Regions from separate parts of the Homo sapiens genome. Here region 2 is linked to region 1. Evidence: read pairs that join two places in POLR2A ChIA-PET (ENCODE). Cell type or tissue: endothelial cell of umbilical vein. All regions are shown on one strand. Links, peaks and the distances in the headings refer to the core of each region. The heading gives the core; the rest is flanking DNA.

Region 1 (2,917 bases), core at 255-2,754:
TGTGTTCTCATTGTTCAATTCCCACCTATGAGTGAGAATATGTGGTGTTTGGTTTTTTGTTAGACTGGATTAAGAAAATGTGGCTCATATACACCATGGAATACTATGCAGCCATAAAAAATGATGAGTTCATGTCCTTTGTAGGGACATGGATGAAATTGGAAATCATCATTCTCAGTAAACTATCGCAAGAGCAGTGACTCTTATACAGAAATTTCAACACTCCTGTAGTGAGCCCATGGTGTATTAAATAGGTTGAGGGAAAGGTATGTTAAATACTGGTTAAAACTTGATCTTAACTCTTGTTGCCATTCTTTTCTAAAATAAAATGGTCCATTCTTAGAAAGTTCTAGATAATGAACACCAGGATGATTGCTTTTCAGGGAGGTGAACGCAGAGCTTGGCTGATGGTGCAAGTCCTGGGATGTGTCCTGAAGCGTTTCCATCTATGCTGCTGAATTGTCTATGGAAATGGAATGTGTTTGTGCAGAGGTGATCGGCTTCTCTCCTCAAATTAGAGAACAGCCAGGTGTTCCACGATATTGGAATTTTGCAGTACAGCCTGGATATTGGCATCACAGTCCTCCAATGGAGACGGAAATGATAGATGACCTCCTAATTTATTGTAATACCTCCAAGTGCCTATAGCACTTGAGAACCAAATGATTCAGCGCAATATTCTATTCAAACAGGCATTTTTTTCTTTTTTTTTTATTAAGCAAATGCAGATAATTTAATATTAGGCCAGCCAGAAAACTTGTTGGGTTTACTTAAGAGTAGATTTTCTTTTTTTTAAATTTGCCTGGAAGTTTTGTGATACATGTGCAGAATGTGCAGGTTTGTTACACAGGTATACATTTACCATAGTGGGTTCTGTGTGCTGTGTTCATCATGATTACCTCAGCCTTCTATTCCAGCTCTCTTAACTTGTTTTTAGCCAAGTCTATTCTCTTTCTTACAACTTCATTAATTTTTTTAAAGTTCTGTTTCTTTCTTATCTAAGACCTGATATCTGTTAATATTTTAATCTCTTCTTTAAGCTCTTGCTTTACTGAATTTAAATTCTTCCATACAGCAAAGCACTTGTTGGAATTAACCTTTCACTCATTTCTCTGACTTCTTTCCCTGTTGTGTCCTTCCCTTCGTGATCTCTAATGTTTTTACACAGTTTCATGTTGTTTTCTATTCATGGTACTCACTATGATTAAGATCTTCCATTTCAACATAGTGCAAGTGAATCATCCACAAATTTATTTTCTCATCTTTCTTGAAATTTGCTTATTTTCCTCTTAGAGCTTCTCTTCCTTTGCACTTTCATTAAAAGCACTGCCCTTGGGCTCCTGATTCTTTTTTTTTTTTTTTTTTTTTTTTTTGAGAGAGAGCGAATCTTGCTCTGTCATCAGGCTGGAGTGCTGTGGTGCAATCTTGGCTCTCTGCAACCTCTGACTCCTTGGTTCAAGCAATTCTCCTGACTCAGCCTCCTGAGTAGCTGGGATTACAGGCATGTGCCACCACACTCAGCTAATTTTTTTATTTTTAGTAGAGATGGAGCTTCACCATGTTGGCCAGGATGGTCTTGATCTCCTGACCTCGTGATCTGCCCGCCTCGGCCTCCCAAAGTGCTGGGATTGCAAGTGTGAGCCACCATACCCAGCCAGGCTCCTGCTTCTAAAGTGGTAGCTACTGCATGCCATGGGGAGGGCCATCTGCCTTCAGGGTACATTTCCTAATTCAGAATGGAGCCCTTGGCTTCCAGTGGAGACAACCAACCCCAGTGTCCACTTTCCACATTACTCCTGGCTTGTCCCATGGCCCATTTCCACTTCAATCTTAGGACTGGGGGTGGGTGGGGGGTGGAATTAGACACAAATGTTGAGGTTGGCCATGGCATTAGTCCACTGGGCAGGAGGGACTCCATCTTTCCTCTCCCTAAAGGTCTCTGCCATTTTGGCCCTGAGGATTTCTCCTCTGGGCTCCCACATTGAGAACCGAGGGAAGTTGTTCTTCCTTCGTCTCTCTGGAGCTCCTGGTGCTCTGGCTCCTGCAGTCGCCTTACCCACGCTCCCTGTCCAGGAGGGTAACCTGAAGCATGATAGCAGTTGGCTAAGGCAGCGTCTGCCCTGTGTGGACACCTGGTTTCTTTATCCTTCCTTCTGAGTGTCAGCTGGGCTTGGTTTCAGCAGTGGCCACTGTGGTAGTCAGCCCCTCTCAGCTTCTGCCTCTAGGAACTAATGGCAGAGGTCTCTCCAAATAACCCCCACAGTTCTCTGCTGACTGCCTAACCTCACACAAGCTTTCGTTTATGGAATGGGAGACACTCAAATTCTCAGCTTACTTCCCAAGCAGAGAGGAGAGACATGATTATTCACAAAGATGCCAGAGCAAATTGCTTAAAATATAAATCAGTTCATGTCATTTTCTTGCCTAAAACTCTTCAACAGCCTCTCTCATTGCATTTTGAATAAAATCCTAAGACCTCATCATGGCCCACAGCCCTCCATGGAAGAGCCTCTTCTCTCTTCCCCCATCAACTGTGCCTCTTGATGGGGATCAGGATATGCCACCCTCCAAATACGTCACTTTGGTATGAGGCTCATTGTGAGCTGAAGGCATTTGAGAATCAACAGTGGCAAGAATTCTCTTGCCTCCCGTTTGCTGCCGAAAAGCAGGATACAAATTTCCCTTTGTGAAGGTGTCCCCTTCACCCTACCAGGAACAGGAGAATAACCTTCATCACTAGAGAGAGAGTCGGCGCCAAGAAAAGTTGCCATGAGCAAACCTTACTAAAATAGCCCTTCTCTTCCATTACTTTCTCCCATATATTTTCTAGTCACTTTTCCACAACTTATTGTGCCTTGAAACCCAACCCCACCTTACTTTGCTAAAATGGTATCATATATATGCTGCTGAGTTGAAC
Region 2 (2,917 bases), core at 189-2,688, 270 kb before region 1:
GATGTATAAAGGAACATTGGGAGTTAAGGCCAGAAGGAAGTGTGGAGTCATGCTGAGAAGGGCCCTAACGGCTGGACCTGGCACCCAGACACATTCCCTCCCATTCTGACTTGACTGTAGCTTCTGAACTGTCTGAGAGATTAATGTCTGAAAGTCTGAGCAGAACTGGGAGCCAACCCATTTCCACTGCAGAACATCATGCACCTTAGGGCAGAATCAACATCCAAAGGAGGTGTTACAAACATTGCCAGGAGACCCTCCCGCTCCTGCTGTGGCGTCCACAGGGAGCTCTGCAGGATTACTCCTTTGATCCCATTAGGAAATCAGCCAGAGTGTCTGCAGACTCCATTTCCAGATCCATTGAGGGTAAAAATGGGAGAGGATAATTGCCAAATGAAGTATACTCCCATGTGGCATCAACAAGTCTCTCTCTTTCAGTCTTGGGGGTCGTGTGCCCTCTCGTATTCTGAAATGTCTTATCTTTAGTTGGAGAGAGGGCTGCTCATGGTTTCTGTTTTGATATCTGAGGAAATCGATCTTTAGAGCAAAACTATTTTGGAGAACCCTGCGTTATTCATCAGACAAAATGCCAAGCCAGCTCCAGGATTTGGGGCAGGGGAGACTGCGCATCTGTGGAGCTAGGATGCAGGTTGCTTTTCCCTCTGGAGGCTCCTCCCAGACCTCTGCATCCTCTTGCACTCTGATTCCTCCCACACATCGGATGTGCCTTCTTCATGGGCTCTAGAGACTCCTTCAAATGTGGCTAGAAGAAACATAGGAGCAGGTGCCAGCACAGAACAGGTCTTTCCCTGCAAATGGGATTCTGCAAAATCCTTTACTTTCCTTTAAAACATTTCTTTGTAATGGTCACTACAATACAAGGCCCACTAGGCATGTGTATGCCTCCTTCTGGACCTTCCTGGGCTGGGCTCAGATGAGGAATGTGTGTGTGTGTGTGTGTGTGTGTGTGTGTGTGTGTGTGTGTGTGTGAGACAGAGAGAGAGAGAGAGAGAGAGAGAGAGAGTCAGGAAGTGGGGCGGGGGGCGGGGGGCAGGGGTTATCTAATAAAATGAGCCAAGCAAGTTTTGTGCGTAGCTTGAGCTTCTGTCCTCCTCCCAGATAACAGACAAGCTTCCTCCCAGCTGCACTTTGTGGGTAACGCTTGTTTTGTGTCTGCCTTGGGGCCTGAATCAAACAGAGTTTGTTTATGCAGGATGTACAAGGTGTCAAACCCAAGCCTTGGTTGTGAGGAAGACGGCCTTCCTGACTGGGCCAGCTATCTCCAATGACTTGAATAATTGTCCACAGGCTGAGCAGGGCAGACACTTCTGAAGATATATATGGTCCAGACTTTTGTAAGATTCATTAATGTCTCTTGGCAACTGGCAGGGGAAAGTATAGAAAAATACATCTGAGCAAGATGATGGTGAAAGCTCACCCGGTTTGCTGTGTTCACTGAGCCATCAGCTGAGGGATAAATTCCTTCCAACCCAAGCAATAAAACTCCCTTTCTTTATTTTGATTCTGTTATACAAGGTTTTTAAAACATATGTCTAAGATGAAAACTAGTTGAATTGCTTTCCCTAGCCAATCATTCATTCAATGGATAATCGTTGTGTGCCTACTATGTGTCAGGCCATGTACTGTGCGGGGGATACCAGGTGAGTAGACAAGACAGGACAGGCCTTGTCTGTAGAACACCAGCCCTATATAGCTCTCTGTTTTAGGAAAAATTAAGAAACGCAGTAAGACCCAACAATTTTTTTAAGCTATAAAATGAGTAAGAAGAAAAATCATTCTGAAAGCCCAAAGGAAATGCATCACTCTGATTCACTCCAGATATCAAAACACCTTTTTAGAAATTTATCAGACATATTTAATGATTTATAAAATTACTTGGCCTTTTGAAACAGAAATAGAATGCCGCAGGGAAGGATAAGCGCAGGAGGCAAGGGAATCAGATAAACTAAGAAGGAAATGGAAGGGTCTAATTAAAACCTGAACTGGAGGCAAGAAAGAACAAAATTTACATAAAAACTAAATCAAGGATATTCAGGAAGAAAGTGAGTTGCTCTTCCAGAAAGCATAGGAAAAGGCAAAGACACCAAAATAATAAAAGGAAAGATACAAGATGCAGAAGATAACGAAGAAGACTGAACTAAAGTGTTACAGGTTTTCCAAAGGAAGAAAAAAAACCTAAAACTAAAATAATAAAGACATAAAAAGAAATAAACTTTCCTGAGGTGCAAGACAATATATACTTATATACAGAAGATTTGCCATGTAACAGGTAATGTTAATAAAATTAGACTCATGTCTAAAAATACCCTGGCCCTTTATTGAATTGCAAGAACAAATGTAAAATTGTACAAGTGTTTAAAACAAGAAAACAAATCAAATTAGAAATAAAAGCAAAAAGAAAAATAGATTATCTATAAGTGATTAAAAACTGGTATGATTTTTTTCCCTCTATAATGCTAAAGACTAAAACACAAAGAAGTAACAGCTAAGGAGACACGAGGACAAAGGACTGGTTCCCAGGGATTTTCCAAGGCCAAGTTGCTGGTTATGTGAAAAACTAGAAGAAAGACATTACCACAAAGACAAGAATTCAGAAAAAAATATATCTTTACTTATTTGGTGAAAAAAGAACACTTGAATATGTACATCAATTTTAAGCATGATAAGAATAAAAGCTAAGTACTTAAAATGGGAAAATCCTGGTATAAATGTGTCTATAGTAAATCCTAAAATTAGCTTAAAAGTTAAATTCAAAAGAAAATCTGATTACAAAAATAAAATTTTCAAATATATTTACTGGAAGGAAAGATAAAACAATAATTTTATAATGGAATCTATGTACACAATCACAACTTATATTAACAGAGGACAATAGAGAGAAGGAATAAGTGTAGCA

What was found. Peaks named below come from ENCODE experiments on the same cell type or tissue, not always from the same donor. Only the 100,000 strongest peaks of a DNase experiment are listed, where the experiment ranks them.
Region 2: POLR2A ChIA-PET joins it to region 1 with 5 read pairs; 2 of 35 experiments call an interaction of 5 or more read pairs at or near these places.

Annotation. Positions count from the first base shown.
Region 1 is chr10:120,411,783-120,414,699 of GRCh38, reverse strand. No RefSeq gene overlaps it. Among named protein-coding and RNA genes, the nearest start is that of PLPP4, 44 kb to the left of the region's middle. In endothelial cell of umbilical vein, for the core only: no CTCF peak of the experiment used is centred there; no DNase peak of the experiment used is centred there.
Region 2 is chr10:120,682,680-120,685,596 of GRCh38, reverse strand. All of the region lies in intron 2 of LINC02930 (long intergenic non-protein coding RNA 2930), which reads right to left. Among named protein-coding and RNA genes, the nearest start is that of LINC02930, 76 kb to the right of the region's middle. In endothelial cell of umbilical vein, for the core only: no CTCF peak of the experiment used is centred there; a DNase peak (open chromatin) is centred at 1,226; H3K27ac peaks cover 692 bases.